Linked DNA regions of Homo sapiens: region 1 is linked to region 2. The links are chromatin contacts, found by Hi-C or POLR2A ChIA-PET in ENCODE. All regions are on one chromosome and are shown on one strand. The core of a region is the stretch at or near the end of the contact, and the rest is flanking DNA. Distances in the headings are between cores, read along the strand shown. Region 1 has its middle 420 kb from the start of LINC00687. Region 2 has its middle 180 kb from the start of LINC02871.

Region 1 (2,997 bases), core at 276-2,775, 250 kb after region 2:
TAAGCATGCAAGGTAAGGTACTACTAGGAAGTATGCATGTGAGGAACCAATGGGCCAGGGTGTTTTAGCCCTGACCTTGTACACATCCAGTCTGGCTTCATAGACACATGTTGCAGAATGGCAAGGAAATAGTTGGGATAGCAAAGGGTTCAGCAAGAGGTCAAATGGGACAAGGGAAATAAAGAGCAAGATGAAGACTCTGAAGAGGAATCCCCTACTTTCATAGATATTTCTAGAACCATTGTTGGCCCCAGTGACACAGTTTACCAATCTTCAGTTATAGCAATGCTGTTCCCTATGCATATGTACCTTAATCTTACAGATCATTTGTTTCAGGCATTTTTTACTTGATTAGTTTCCAATACATTGTTTAGATTTCTTTAGATTCGGAGAGAAGGCCCAAAACATAAAACAATTTATAATTAGAAGTCTGAAGCTATAAAAGTCACCTAACATTTGTGCATACTATTTTCAAAGATGTGGAATTGTGTTACATACTTAAAACAGCATCCTTCTAAGTGTATTACAATGATCTGCTTTACTCAAAGTCTACTGATCTCTCAAAGACTCCTTGATCTCTCAATATGTTTTATTTTATATAATTCAAAGAGAAAACAAAGGAGGATCCCTTGGTTACGTATCTTCTGGAAATATTGGGTTACAGCTAATCATCTTTCTGTATTGTCTGACTTCTCCAAATCTTTAATATTCCACAGTGGGCTGTGAATGCACAAGTGTGAAACATAGTATGCAATATTTCCCTAACCTATTTGCACAGAGAATTATTTGTTATTGGGGCTTTCCTCCCCACACCAGACTTTAGAAAATACAGACCTAGAATTTAACCAGTAGATCAAATGAAACTTTAGTTTTATGTTTAAAACAAAGTTGAAAAACACGCTTCTCTAATCACATGAGTGTTTTTCTCTTTGGATTGAGACTCCTCTGCCCAAATTTGTATATAGCTTAGTGTGTATAACAGGGGAGGGGAGGGATTTCAACTACTCCTTGGAGCTGTCAAGTACTGAATCCCACTGATTAGCAAGGAGTTTCTCTCAACGTCTGAACAGCTTCTTGCCCTGGAGTAATATGTCGCTGAGTCATAGGGAAACATTGCTTGGTAATAATTGATGTACAGCTAAATCTTCTAAGCACTTTTTAACTATACAAATGCTTCTTGCCCCCACGAACAATGAACAAGAGAAGAGGCTTCCTTTTAACTTTAAATTAACTAGCATTTCAAAGAGTTCCAGAACATCTTTCAAACTCACTTCTCTGAGGACATCTAAATAGGACCAGTGACTCCCTGAAGGCACCTTCTACCCCAGAGCTCTGTTTCCTTTAGATACTGAAGTACAATAAAGTTGCTTTATAGTCATAGAGGAAATAAACAGGCTGCTGTTCTCAAAGAATGCGAAGCCCTTACCTGTGCCTTGAAGATAGGAACGTTTATGAGTCCCAGGGGACAGGGACAGCCCCCGGATGTGAGTAGTTTCCAGAGAAACAAGTTGATCTGAAGTTTTTCCTGGAGAGTTGGAAAATCTGCCACATGTCATCCAGCGCTTATTTCTTTGGTGGGTTTTACACTTGGGTGTCATTCAGCAGTTTTATGAGAGCAAGACAATGGATAGAGAAGCCATAAAAAAAATTCTTCTAGTTCTTTAAGGTATGAGTCATCTTTACCATTGAAACCTTTGGTCACAGCCTGAATAGAAGAGGCAACATGCACTGCTTTTTTTTTTTTTTTTTTTTTTTTTGGTAGGGGTGGAGGGAGAAGAGTTTTCAAATGTGTTGCTTCCATTCAGGAGGGAAAGATTATTTAGGGATCTATTGATTTTTCATATGTGGTTTGATTGCATTTTCCCTCACTTGAGTTTCTGGATGTGCTCATAGATTGAACCTCAGTTATGTGGGAACTTTCAGTGTCAGTTTCTAAGAGTAAGAGGCACGGCAGCATTAATTTGACCTTCTCCATGATAAGGGATCCATTTTAGAAACAGTAATAATAGCTCACACTTGTTGAACACTTATTTGTTGTCAGGACCTGATATAAATGTTTCATATGTCTTTACTTATTTAATGTGCATAGCAGCTACAATGCAGTAGTTGTGGTAGATTGTGCAAAAGTGGCTGCAATTCTCCAACCTTCCCTGTATCTGCATCCCTTTGCAATGTAACTGCAACTCCTTGCATCAAGAGATGAAGTCAATATCCTCACCTTCTAAATCTGGGCTAACTCCCTCGTGGCTCTGTGATTAGAGGTGCTGGCTGACCTTGGGTGGCCCCAGATGGATGGCTCCTCTGGCTTCCTCCACATGGTCTCTTATCCTTCAGCTAACTAGCCCAGGCTTGCTCACCTGGCTGATGGACAGGGTCTAAGAGAAGAAAGACAAGGGCAAGGCCTTTTTGAGGTCTAGGTTCGGAAATGCCACAACAATACTTCTCCTACATGCTGTCAGACAAAGAAAGTCATAGTGGCCAACCCAGATTTGAGGGGTAAACAATAATCTACCTATTGATGGGAGTTGCCACAAAGTCACACTACAAAGGGCCTGAATACAGGAAGAGCCATTTTCCCCCATGGGTTTCAAATGACCATGAGAATCCACATTGCCATCATCTAGAACAGTAAAAAGTGAACTAATGATTAATACATTCAAACATCAGCTCTTCATTAAGTTGCTTCTGAAGTGGATACTGCACAATCTTGTAAATGATTATTCATGGTCTTTTCACATAAGTCACCCAATAGTTTGACATTGTCTTTCAATTTTCTCCTTTATATCATTAGTTCCTTTACTTTTAAGGCAGACTTGGACAAAATTCATTGTTTATTATATAATAAGTATAGTGAGTATACCACTCCAAAGAGGACTGGACAAAGCAAGAAGACAAAAACCTGATGCAGTGCTTTTCAACAAGAAGGTACATATTAGAATTACCTGGGGAATGTTCTCAAACTTCTTTCCCTACCTCCATTCTGAGGCATATGTTTAT
Region 2 (3,030 bases), core at 471-2,970:
GCCACCACACACTTAAATGACCAGATCTCAGGAGATCTCATTATCACGAGGACAGCACCAAGTCATGTGGGTCCCACTCCCATGATCCAGTCACCTCCCACCAGGCCCCTCCTCCAACATTGGGGATTACAATTCAACATGAAATGTGGGGGAGGACAAATATTCAAATGATATCTGCATTCATTACAAGGAGTTACTAAACTTTCACAAAGTAGAATAAAGTAGTTCAAATGATAAAAATAGGGCAGAGAAGATAAACATTGCCAAAATTTGGTTCATTGAAAACACAAAATTTTAAAACATCTAGAAAATTAATTTTAAGAAAAGGAAAAAAAAGAAAGCCCAAATAATCAAAATCAGGAAGACAAGGAGGCCATCACACACATAATGCAGACATTGTTAAGATATTACGAACACTCTTGCAAATAAAATGGAAATTTCAGAAAAAACTTGAAAACAATCTTAGAAAAATATAACGTGACTCATCTTACTACTTTTATATACACTTAATGGGAACCTACAGTGGTTTAAATTTTAGAAACAATTGTAAAAGGCCTTAAATATATTCATATACTTTTACTTCGTAGTCTCAATTCTCGGTAAGTTTGCAAAGGAATTATGCCTAAATGCAAACAATAACAACAGCGACCTTGACATACAAACACATTCCACATAGTTACTTACTCAAAAAAGAAAACTGGGCCAAATCAAGTGTGAAACTATTGATGAACAGCTAAAAAAATGGAGACAAGTGGGCCAAAACATCGTTTTTTTTTAATCCACTTTTTTGAAAAATGAGAAATCTATTTTTATTTCATTTTGTTTATATTTGGGCATATACTATAAATGTCCAGCAACAAAGACATTAATTAAATAAGTGATAGAAATATACTATGAAATACAATGAAATCTTTAGAGATGATTGTGTAAAAGTCTTTTTATATTTTGGGGACTCTAGCCCATTTGCATAAATTATCTTAATCCTATAAGAGGAAAATACAGAACCAGTAGGGAAAAAAGAACAAGATCATGGCAAGCTGAAAAGGCACAAAACTTCACTAAATCAAGTCAGGATTCAAAGAGAAAATCTAGCTTTATAGGGAAGCAGTATTAATAATAGTAAAACCCCAATAGTCCATTGTAATGCTTGAGACAAGGCCTCACATTTCAGCAGGTAGAATTATTACCACCCTGGGGACTCACGACCACAAGTCCATCTGTGATCAAAGCAACTCAGTTCCAAGTTTCACTGGATTTGGTGGTGATGTTCCTGATAGGCCTTATTTATCAGTTCTATGGTGACCATTAAAAAAAAAAAAACTCTCACACACACAACAGAATATTTTAAAAATTGAAGTTCATTTTATAATCAATAAGCACACTTAATGCAATGCTATTTTTCATTATTACTAGGTTGATAGTTTATCTTAAAGTTTAAGGCATCTTATTGTCAAGGAACCATAGTGTTTCCAGGGTTCTTCAGACTAGCTCAGGAACTGTGCCTATGGGTGACACCTGGCATTAGAGTTAGCACAGAGGACTTAAAAGCATTGGAAGGGAAAGGAGACCAGAAGTGAAACTGTAGATCATAACACAATCGAGTTATTAACAAAGATTACTTCCAGGTCTCAAAAGCTTGTGCTCTACTATGAGAGACAGGCTAAGAACAGTGACAAACCCTAGAATATCCTCCAGCAAATACTAGGAAGTTGGTTCGTAAGATCACTTTCCCAACTGCTACGCCCTCTGTTGGTAGGCACAGTTGATGAGTCTGACCTCACACAGAGTTTTGCTTCTGTCTTTCAAAGTCTGCAGGTTGGAAGGTGTAAAGCTGTGGAGTTTCACTGCCAAGTTCTGTGGCACAGGCTGTATACTCTAAGAATTTAAAGGCGAGATATTGAAAAGGACTAAGGAAGGATTAATGAGTTAGAGTTGGGGCTTAAAGAATTTCAATAGGTAAAAAGAGGGCTTTTCCAGGGCTAATAAACATGGAACTTGAGAGGGGAAGAAGGAAGGTGCATTTTTGGCATAGTGTTTCTTCTGGAGCATTTCCTTATTCAGCTCTGGAAGTTCTTTGGCTAAACTGGAATTGCAAAGGCAAGAATCTACTTGGAAATAACTGGAATGTGACAATATATTTCTCTCTGCTTCTCCCTCCTGACACAGAATTGGAGCCTAAGCCTCTTTGAGACTTTTCAGTCAAAGCTGGATTTTCATGCTAACGTATCTTAACCATACAGGCCCATTCCACATCTTGCAAATCTTGTGCCAGAAAAGGATTTCCACTGCCTTGCAAAGCTGTCCTGGCACAAACAGACCTCTGCGGGCATAGAACAGAATGAGCACAGAAAGACTACACAGCTTCCTGTGCTTGACAGGGTAGGAAGGAGGCTCTGCGCTATTCCCCTCGGGGGAAGAATCCCACACACTAAGTATAATTTCCAGGCAAGTTGAGTAATGGGGCAAAATTAAATTGGACTCTCCTTCTGTCTTAAACCTAATTAATCTTCCTCTACCATGCACTTACTCCACTAAAATATGGCATTAAAATTCCAGCACTTTAGTTAGCACTTTCCAGCAGCTTTCTATAAGGAGTAGTAACCTGATCTACTAGTTCATGAAATCCTAATATGGAATAATTTAGAAAAGTGAAAGGGTTGGTTCTCAGCAAATAAATAAGATATTGACTTAGGAATTTTAGATCCCAACAGTAGAAAAGCAGTGCCCCAGAGATATAAGTATTGTTATTATTATTACTTTGTTGTGTGATCTTGAGTCTAAGAAATCTATCATGTTAGTTGTTAGTGTAATTACATGCTTTGTGAGCATACTCCTTGCTAAGGATTTGTGGAAACAGAACTCCCTAATCTATAACTGTTAGTAACTCATATTTATTTTGAATTTGTTCTGGCTTCTGTTTTTCACATATTTAAGTGTCAGATTTGCTGTTGTGTGCTAGGAAAAAAAATGTTTACTTCAAAATCAACCATATTTTGATTTCAATGTACATCACAGCTTCAGGGTAGAAGT

Evidence for each region. A loop is a pair of places that touch in the nucleus more often than their neighbours do. ChIA-PET counts read pairs that join two places held with the same protein, here RNA polymerase II (POLR2A). Pooled maps may share reads with other maps.
Region 1: a map of mammary epithelial cell shows a loop between it and region 2 (2.9-fold over the local background). The contact joins two enhancer-like sites. A Hi-C loop is called at or near these places in 3 of 168 maps with a recorded cell type or tissue (Caco-2, endothelial cell of umbilical vein and mammary epithelial cell), 2 of 37 single-sample maps with no recorded cell type and 3 of 50 pooled maps. POLR2A ChIA-PET finds 5 or more read pairs at or near these places in 1 of 52 experiments (BJ).

The regions. Positions count from the first base shown.
Region 1 is chr20:11,454,051-11,457,047 of GRCh38, forward strand. No RefSeq gene overlaps it. Among named protein-coding and RNA genes, the nearest start is that of LINC00687, 420 kb to the right of the region's middle. Within about 2 kb of position 1,526, at least 8 of the 41 ENCODE cell types and tissues checked have a DNase peak (open chromatin) inside an H3K27ac peak, as active enhancers do; they include mammary epithelial cell, where a contact is called at or near this core.
Region 2 is chr20:11,203,596-11,206,625 of GRCh38, forward strand. No RefSeq gene overlaps it. Among named protein-coding and RNA genes, the nearest start is that of LINC02871, 180 kb to the left of the region's middle. Within about 2 kb of position 1,721, at least 8 of the 41 ENCODE cell types and tissues checked have a DNase peak (open chromatin) inside an H3K27ac peak, as active enhancers do; they include mammary epithelial cell, where a contact is called at or near this core.